Linked DNA regions of Mus musculus: region 2 is linked to region 1. Evidence: chromatin loops called from intact Hi-C (ENCODE). Cell type or tissue: left cerebral cortex. All regions are shown on one strand.

Region 1 (5,000 bases):
TCTCTCTCTCCCTCTCTCTCTCACAAACACACACACACACACACACACACACACACACACACACACTAACCCAGAAAGCAACAAAGAATTAGTTTGTGGTGTCCCCATTCCCCAGTGTTCAGAGTACAGGGCATGCTCCCAATCACTAGTTGAACAATTAATTTCCACAACTGAAAACGAAACGTGAACTCGCCCAAAGCCTGGATGGTCACAATGAGACCCTATAATGGGGCCATGTGGACTTCGGTCTGCACAGCGTTCTCTGGCCTCTGTGGCTCCAAACCTTGTGACAGATCCATGAGCTGATTTTGAGCCTGCCTTTTTCATTGTTTGTGTCCTGGGCCTTCAAGGTTGCAAAGGTCGCTCACATTTTACCCTCCAAATGCTTCCAGAAAACATGAATATGGAAAATTCCAAACTAGACCCACTGAAGAGTATTAAATATCCCCATTAACAGACGAAAATAGCAACTTTGTATATAAATACCCTACACTGTCTACAAACATGGATACTTTAAAAAGGAATATGAATGGTGAAAATTTTTAACTTGTGGCATCTTACAATACTTAAAAATCCAAAAGTTTATGTGAGCCAGCTTTCCATAACTATAATGAATTACTTGAGGTAATATATGTATAAAGAGAAAAAGGTTTGTTTTGACTGGTGGACTTAGAGTCTGTTTTGGTTCATGGTTGAGTGGTCCTACTACTTTCGGTCTCTGGCAATATAGGGCATCCTGGCAGGAGTATGTGGCAGAACACACTTCACCATCATTTCATCAGACAGGAAAAAAAACAAAACAACAACAACAAAAAACAAAACAAACAAACAAAACAAAACGTGGCCTTCATCCCACGGTGCCCTTCAAGGGCATTGCACACCCACAATAACCTAAAGGCCTGTGATGGTTAGCTTTAATTGTCAATTTAACACAACCTAAATAGAATCCCTTGAAAACAGAGTTGAAATTGGTTTAGACTGTGGACGTGTGCCTGGGAAATTGTCTTAATTAAATTAGTTGATATGGAGAGACCCAGCCCAAAGCACCATTCCCTAGGCAAACCATCCTGAACTGCTCGCGTGAGCTGGGCACAAGCATGTACATATTGATGTCTCTCTGCTCTTGACTGTGGATCTGACTAGATATTTGACATTCCCGCCTTGACTTCTCTGCACTGATGAACTGTAACCTGGAATTGATGGCTGAAATGAATCCCTTATCCCTCAAGTTATTTCTTTGTCAAGCATATTTCATCAAAGCATCAGAAATGAAGCCAGAGCAGACCTCGGCTCCTACAGGGCCTCCCACTCCCCAACCCTTGTCACACCAAGGAGCAAAGCTTCTCCATGCAGACTTAAGGGGATGCCACCCAGGATGAAACCACAGCAGAATGTGTTAGCATTTTTTCACGAGTCACTCACAGACCTGCACCAGCTGTTGCCAAACTGTCTCCCGACACTGTTCCCCACAACCTCCGCCCCCACTCCCTGTACCAGATGTCTGCCCACCAGTGTTGAGCCTTCTCTCCTTCTGTCCCCACCCCCACTCCCCCAGGTGATGCTTGCTGACAGGAAGGGAACGGAGGAACTGTACGCCATCAAGATCCTGAAGAAGGACGTGGTGATCCAGGACGACGACGTGGAGTGCACCATGGTGGAGAAGCGCGTGCTGGCCCTGCTGGACAAGCCGCCATTTCTGACACAGCTGCACTCCTGCTTCCAGACAGTGGTGAGGACTGTCATTCCTGTCTAACACTACATCATGGTCTCGAGACACTCGGGACTTTAATCCCGTTTCCTTTGGGAACAAACTCACACTGTTCAGCTTTCATTACAGCAGTGGTTACATTATGTTAGAAATAAATAGTCTAGAGATGATTGGTGTTGGTGGGCACGTGGGCATGGAATAAATACAAATACCAAACCACTTTAAATAAGGGGCCTGCACGTGGGAGGATCTGGGTGTCCATTAAGGTCCTCCAAGTGGCTGTACGTGAGAGGTCTTCTTCCTGTAGGCCCTGGGCTAAGACTTTCGCAAAGCAGTTGTGGATTCACAGCCCTGCCTTCTCTTTTTAAGCAAACCAGGCTGGCCTTGAACTCAGAGATCTGCCAGCCTCTGCCTCCCACATGCTGTGATTAAAGGTGTGTGCCACCATAGCTAGCCAGCCCTGCCTTTTACAGACAACCCCCTCCCCCATCCTGCTGCTGCCACGCCCAGCATTGGTGTGCCAGGACACTTTGTTTTCTGAGGAGCTGTCTCTGTATAATGACACAGCAGGAGGAGCAAGCTGTGACCTGTCCAGCAGCCCGAGAGCTGTGAGAAAGGTCACAAGAAATAAGCCCAGATTATAATATTTCCTCGCATATGAAATTCAAAATTTAACATTCTAAGGACAAAGCTACACCCCTCCACTTTCCTGTCACCCACAGCAGCTTCCCGACTGTGAAGGCTGTGAGGAGTTGTAAGAAACACACAAACCTTGCCCCTACAATCTGACCGTTTACAGGAAAAAGTTCTGCTGACCTTAGGCGCAAAGTAAAATGTAAAAGAAATGTTCAAACTACAAAGACACCAGCTGTGGGGCTTCCTGGTCTCCCCACACTGACATGCATTCTAAGATGCAGCGATGAGCTGAGGGGTTCCCCACCTCCAAGCCCCACTCTCCAAGCAGCCGCTGTCAGATCTCACTCCCCTGACAGCTAGTGTTACAGTCACCGTCTCATGTAAAACTTCCCTGTGATGGAAAAATGATCCGTGCTTAGGCCTCTCCTTTTAAAATCTTGGGGAACAAGATGCCTTGAGAAGCTTGGAGTCTCAAAATGGGGGATTTTTGTGGACTCGGCGTGCGCCAAGCATGCAATGTTGGCAGCGGCCGCTGTGTGTCAGCCTTGCACTGGTCATGCAGTCGGCTCCAGCCCTCTCAGAGCTCCAGAGAGAACTGGTGGGAAGGTTAGGAGGGAGAACACAATCTCAGCCCTGTTCTGTGAGCCCACGGGCACCCGTGCAGCTCTGGAAAACTGCGAAGAAACTGCGAAGAAGGAATTGAATCCAGAGCCGGGGGTTCCCATAGCCACTTCGGGGCTGTTGACACCAGCTCCGTCATCTCTCCCTCCTGGAGCTACACTTGAATGTTTAATAGCCCCGGTGTGTAAGGGGGGTTGCTTTCTAGACTCTAGCAGAGGTCAGCTCTTACCATGCTCTGTTGTGCTGCTGGTTGTCCTCCCATTAAACTGCCTGGCATAATGTCCCCATCTGTCCCAGCATAATGGCCTCATAACTATGCAGACTTACTTGGCTCCATGATATATGCTCTCCGTGGGGCCAGCTCTTAGCATACCAGTGACAGAAAATATTTAGAAAAAGGCAATATTTGAGCACATTCTGGAGGCAAAAGAACATTGATTAAAATCTCCTTTTATGGTGAACCCCTCTCTTCCACCCACTAAATATCATTACATGTGCGTAATTTATGAGTTCAATATAACCCCAAAAGATATGTTTTCAGAAGCATCCATTTACGCACCTTACTGCATTAGCCCAGCATAGCTCCTGGAAGTCGCAGGCTATCTTTTACGCATGCGCACCATTGATAACAGGGGTTAAGATGGAATGACAGGCCCCGTATAGGGTCTTCATATCACCCCTGATTGAGAGACGAACTGTCCGTACGGGGAAGTCTGTGTGGGGGAAGGGAAAGAATGTTTGAGGCCTTTACTGTAATGAGGTGCATAACTACCAGTAGGCTGACCTGTTAGCAGCGTCCGTCACCTGCAGATGTACGGATGCACATTATCCCCCACTCAGTGAAGAGCAGATCTGTCAAGGTCACCCTGTGTTTGCTAATATGAAAGCAAAGCTGATAAGCTCTGCTGGGGAGGGACCCTCCTCACGTGTAAACCTTGGTCTCCAGGACCGGCTGTACTTCGTCATGGAATACGTCAACGGCGGGGACCTCATGTACCACATTCAGCAAGTCGGGAAATTTAAGGAGCCACAAGCAGTGTGAGTAATCTTTATTAACATTTTTCTTTCTTTCTTTTTTTTTTTTTTATTTTGAGTCTTGAAATTCAAACAGCCTAATTCTCCCAACTGAGAACTCCTTCTAGATACTATGTCCAAGGGCAACTCTGCTCACTTGGGTCTCAGCTCTGAAACTTCCCAGAGTAGCAGCTGAGCCAACAGGACCTGTGCATAATAGGTATGTCTTAGGACCAGTGATTCTAGTCTCAGCAGACTGGACATACGGACGCCTGCCTCCCCATCACCTACTAACACCCGTATGGATGGAAGCCTTCCCTGCTTGCTGCTCATCCAGCAAGAGTGTAAAGTGATGAGAGGCCCTTGGGCAGCCCATGCTCTCATTAGCAAAAGCCATCCAACAGTCCTGACACATTGCTGAAACAGTGCAGGTCAACACAGGGTACCACTAACACTCCAGAGTCGGAGAGTGGGTGCAGCACAAAACTGGGGGATGCCCAACCCAGAGATGAGAGGTGCCTGCCAAGGAAAGGATATGGAGCCAAGTCCAGGGGGTGACCTTCAGCTTAGGTGACATGAGGTGGTGGGGGAGGCTGGACAAAGAAGTGCAAAGCCTGCTGGGAGGGCAGCCTATGAGGATGGCAGAGAGAAGGGCTTGATCCCACAGAAGTTCTGACAGAGCCTACTGGCTGAGACAAGAGGAAAAGTAAGGAAGGGGCCGGTGCAAGGGGACCCCTGGGAACCACGGCAGGGAAGAAAAAAATTGAGCTGAAAGTAGGTCTTTATTTACAAGGAACATTCTGGAAGAGGAAAAGCCAAAGTGCAAGAGAAGGAAAACCTCTTTAAAGTGACATCACAGGCCAGGGGGAGGACACTGTCCAGGAGGAGGGAAGCTTGTCCTCGAACATCACACTGGGATTGCACCTTCCTTGTGGGAATGCAGGAGCAGAGAGCAGGCAGGAACCTGAGGAGTTAGCCATCCACGGGGTGGGGGTGGGGCACGGGTACCTGCGCTCTTTCC
Region 2 (5,000 bases), 58 kb after region 1:
ATCCTTGTGATCGCCCAGACAGACATGCAGGTTAACATACTTCTTAAACACATAAAATAAAATTTTTAATTAAATCTTATTCTGAAATCTTGAAAAATATGGCAAAGTCAAGACAAAAATAATAAATTTCACACGCCATCACACAACCTGAGAGACTGCTAATGGCATCAGAGATTGTTTCTTTTCTTCTGGCGTGTCATCTTACTCTGTTGGGCACACGGTGGGCATCCACGTACCTATCCTGCTTTTCCAAGTATATCTAGTCCCATGGATAGTAATATTGCATACCTTAATCAAGTCATTAAGAACTCTATACTGGTTTGTTTTTGTTTGTTTAAACAAGGTCTTGCTGCATAGCCCAGGCTGGCCACAAAGTCATAAGAGAGCCCAGGCTAGCTATGGTAATTTAAATGATAAGTGTCCCCCCAATAGGCTAAATCATTTGAACACTTGGTGCTCAGTTATTTGTGCTGTTTGGGGAGTTGAGCCTTGCTGAAGGAAGTACATCACTGGGGGTAGGTTTGAGAGATGGTCCCTTCACCCAACCTCAAGATCTCTGCTTAATGCTTTAGTTAAAAGTATGAGTCCTCAGCTTCCTGCCACCATCTCTCCACCCCATCATGATGCGCTCTCAGCCCGTCCCTCTGGAACAATAAGTCAAAATAAACTTTCTCTTCTTTAAGTTGCCTTTCATCATGGAGTTTTATCACAGCATTGGACTGTCTTAGGGTTTTACTGACATGAACAGGCACCATGACCAACGCAACTCTTATAAGGGCAACATTTAATTGGGGCTGGCTTACAGGTTCAGAGGTTCAGTCCATCATCATCAAGATGGGAACATGGCAGCATCCAGGCAAGCTTGGTGCAGAAGGAGCTGAGAGTTCTACATCGTCATCTGAAGACTGCTAGCAGAATACTGGTTTTCAGGCATCTAGGATAAGAGTCTTAAAGCCCACACCCACAGTGACATGCCTACTAATAGTGCCACTCCCTGGGCTGAACATATACAAACTATCACAATGACTAATACATTAGCTTTGAATCCCAAAATTCTCCTACCTTTGGCTGCCAGGTCCTGGGAGTACAGGCATGTGCCACCACATCTAGACCTCCACTGAATATCTAAAATGCCTCCTGGTTTTGACTGTACAAACTGACCTTTGTTAAGGCTGCTCTTGTTAAATTTTTAGAGTTCTCCATCCTTGCAATTATTTTGAATATTTCAGTGACAAACACCTTAGATCCAAAATCTTCTTATGCATTTTATCTCCTCTCCCCAGTTGGGTCCCAGGAACATAACCAAATGTAACCCAGGCTGGTCTAGAACTTGTAGCTGAGGTTGGACTTGAACTCACAACCCTCCCAAGTACTGGGATTACAGGATGCACCACTATGCCTAGCTTGAAATCTTATTTTCTGTAGTGACATATTCTTGCCCCTGGATCAACTAAAAACTAGCGGGGGCTTTTTTTTTTTAATATCATACTGTTTCTAGATAATTTGCCACCAAAAGTCAACTCATTCATTTATTCATTCAGCAAACACTTATGTGCACCCTAAACAATGCACCAGGACCAGGCTACATACCGGGCATGCAATGGTTGCTACAGCTCTTAGTCAAGAGTGTGTTTACCATCAGCTTCTTTCTGCAGGATTGGAAGCAGCTTGAAGTAAAATATTTCAAACAAATAATTAAATAGAAATAGACCATCGGGCCCAAAGAGAATCAATAAAATCCCCGTCACTGATCTTACAGTTATCTGTGCATTTCCTAGAAGCCGAAGAAAGTGGGAGTCATGATGGTCAGTCACGTGATTCTCTTTCCTGGAACCTTATGTCGCTGGGAAAGACAGTGTTTTCTAGTATTGAGATCCAAAAGAAACTCAACATTACTGCATCAAAAAGACATTGTCAACATTTCAAAAAAAAAAAAAAAAGTGACGTTTTGGATGTTTTCTTTCATTTTGGGTGTTTTCTTTTCCTTTTTGAGATAAGGCTCCATGTAGCACAAGCTGGCCTCAAATTCTATACCCAAGACCAGCTTTCAAGTCCTGATGCCCCTGCCTCTGGATCCCTGATACTGAGATGCCAGGTCTGTACCCCTGAAAAGTGGCTGATGCATTGAAATGGCTTTGTTCTTTCTTTCTTTCTTTCTTTTTTTTTTTTTAAGACAATCAATTCAGTGGCCTCTTTCTCCTAGCCTGTCTTTAGTGATCTACATCAACTACTTGGCATAATATAAAGATGAAATTTCATGAAGGTGACCGATGAGGATGTTCGAGCCAGTGTCTGGAAATGTAGCCAATGACAAGGCCCAGCTCGGTCCAAGAAAAGAATTTAGAATTCCTGGAGGAAAGAAAACAACGAGGTGCCATGTTTTATCTGTCAGCTTGGCAAAAGTTAAAAGCCTGCTTTAAAGATTAAAACCCAATTTTGGCAGGAGTTGGGGAAACCAGTCCTCGCCTACCCTGTGGGTGGGAGCAGAAATTGGTGTAATAATTTTGGAGGGCAATTTGCAACAACACTCTTGAAAATGTGCTTACGCACAGCTATTCTACTTTAGACGATGTTTTCAAAGGAAAAAGGAAAAAGAAAAAAAAAAAACAAAAAACAAAAACAGCACACAAAGCCTTAGTTGGTGAGACTTCCTTCTCCCGGGCTGTCCTGATTGAACTAGATCCAGCTGGACCTTTGCACTCACCCACTTAGGCTTATCAGTCCTTACATATATTCATTTATTCATCCATTCATTTGTTCAGTGTGTGTGGGTGTGGGTATGGGTGGGGGTGTGGACTCATGTACGCAGGCACACACGCGTGTGCATGCATGTGGAAGCCAGAGGACAACCTCAGATGCTGATCCTCCTTGGGGTTTCCCGCTAGCTTTTTTGAGATAGGGTCCCTCACTGAGACTTGAAGCTTATCCATTAGGCTAGGCTGGCTAGCCAGCCATCCCTGGACATCTACCTGCCTCTATGCTCCCAGTGCTAAGGTTACAAGTTCATTCCACCATGACTGGATTTTGACTTCGGTATTGGAGATCAATCCACGTCCTCATGTCTACACGGCAAGCACTTTACTGACCGAGCCATCTCAGCCCACCCCTTGCCCAACTCCCCCCTTTAAAAACATGTTGTTTTGAAATAATTTAAGACTCAAATCAGTATAGACTCTTCCCATCTGTCCCTCAGCCAGTTTGCCCTTTGGTTTTATCTTCACAGGCAAATGTATAAACAGAGCTAGGGAATGGCTGCCCCACTGAAGACCCCCTAGAGAGTTCACACACACACACATACACACACACGGTGTGGGAGATCAGCTGCTATGAAATTCTACCACGTGAAATTCACATAGCCACCATCACTGTCACCAGGATTTTGAACTTGTTCTATTCTGTGAGAAACTTACTCCTGCTGGCCCTTCCAGCCATACCCCTGACCACCAGAGCCCCTGGCAACCAGCACTGTGCTCTGCTGCGATACGGTTTGCCATGTTTAGTGTCGTAAACTGGAAGCACATGGGCCTGGAAAGACAGCTCCATTGGTGAAGTGTTTGATGCACAAGCTCAAGGACCCGAATTCTGGTCCCCAGCACAGGTGGAAACATCGGCGTATGGTGACAGGTGCCTCAGCCTCAGCTGTGGGAGGAGAAGACCGGAGAATCCCTGGTGCTTTCTGGCCAACTGGTCTAGCACAGTAAGTGAGCTCCAGGTTCAGTGAGAGACCCTGTCTCAAAAATAAGGTGGCAAACCATAAAGGATGCTAGCTGATGTTGTCCCTGACCTCCACAGACAGGGGCACGTGTGCACATGTGTACCCACACACACATCACTAAAATAAAAAGAGGCATATGGGACATGACACGAGTACACTTTATTTTGCTTGGATTCTCTTTTTCCCCCAAAGCTTCAACCAACCACATCTTCCCCTCACCCCTCCATAGCCTCTGGCCATTCTTTCAGCCTCCTCATCCATAAACCGATCTTAAGAGACAGAAAGGTGACCCAGGGAATTTCTGAATGGAGCCGCATCTCTGCAGCAGTAAACCCACAAAACACTTTACCATGTCCACATCTGATTCCCACTTGTCCACATGTCAGAGAATATCCATGCCAGATCCCCCACTTCAGATCCATTCACCTGTGTCTGGGGGGAACAGGCTGCCTAGGGACCAAAGCATGGCCAAGGCAGCACACCCCACCACTGAGGAAGGCACAGGGAAGTTCTGCTGAGAAGGGCACGGTTCCATTCAGGAACTATACACCATGCCCAGCTCATTGAAAACAGCCTCAATGTCCATGGCTATGAGCTACTGTATAATCCTGAGTAGTTCAAGGCTGATTGGATGTAGCCATGTGCTTCTTGGGTTGTCCGATGCCATTCATTGGAATAAGTCAATACTAGGTATTTGATTTGCTTTGTCTAACAGGAGTTAGGTGACAGTCTGTGACATGAGACCCTAGTGAAGGTTCTTGGTCTGTGAGAGTTTTCTAGTTTGGGGTTGGGTCCAGAGATAGCAGGTTAATATGAAAGAGCTCCTAGAGGCTTCCTCGGTATAAGAAAGTGGCTTCTTGTGCAGTTTCCTTCTTTGCAAAACTGTATTTGAGTGCGCGATGTGCCCGAGTGTGTGAGGTCATATCTGTTTGCAGGTACAGTACACATCAGTGCTAGTACTCTAGATGACTGACTAGTACACTAGAACAGCACACATCAGGGCTCGTGCATACAGAGGTCAAAGGTTGATCTTAGATAACATCTCCAATCACTCTCCACTTTAGTTTTAGAGGCCAGACCTCTCATTGAACCTAGAGCTTACTGATTTGGCTCCTTTAGCTCACCATCTTGCCTAAGGAATTCCCCCACCCCTGGTTCCCACCCCCACCCCCCATCTGGAGTTCTGGGATTACAGGAATTCAATACACCTGCCCAGCTTTTGTGTGACCGCTAGAGATCTGAGCTGGTCCTCTCACTTGGGCAGAAAGTGCTGTATTCGCCAAAT

The links. Peaks named below come from ENCODE experiments on the same cell type or tissue, not always from the same donor. Only the 100,000 strongest peaks of a DNase experiment are listed, where the experiment ranks them.
Region 2: it touches region 1 in a loop (2.0-fold over the local background); 2 of 42 quality-filtered maps call a loop at or near these places.

Annotation. Positions count from the first base shown.
Region 1 is chr11:107,980,614-107,985,613 of GRCm38, reverse strand. Prkca (protein kinase C, alpha) reads left to right here. Exons shown (of 17, transcript NM_011101.3): 10 at 1,556-1,729; 11 at 3,912-4,003. Among named protein-coding and RNA genes, the nearest start is that of Mir7223, 14 kb to the left of the region's middle. In left cerebral cortex, a CTCF peak has its summit at 2,872; DNase peaks (open chromatin) are centred at 1,482 and 2,885.
Region 2 is chr11:107,922,350-107,927,349 of GRCm38, reverse strand. No RefSeq gene overlaps it. Among named protein-coding and RNA genes, the nearest start is that of Cacng5, 9.8 kb to the right of the region's middle. In left cerebral cortex, no CTCF peak of the experiment used is centred here; a DNase peak (open chromatin) is centred at 2,419.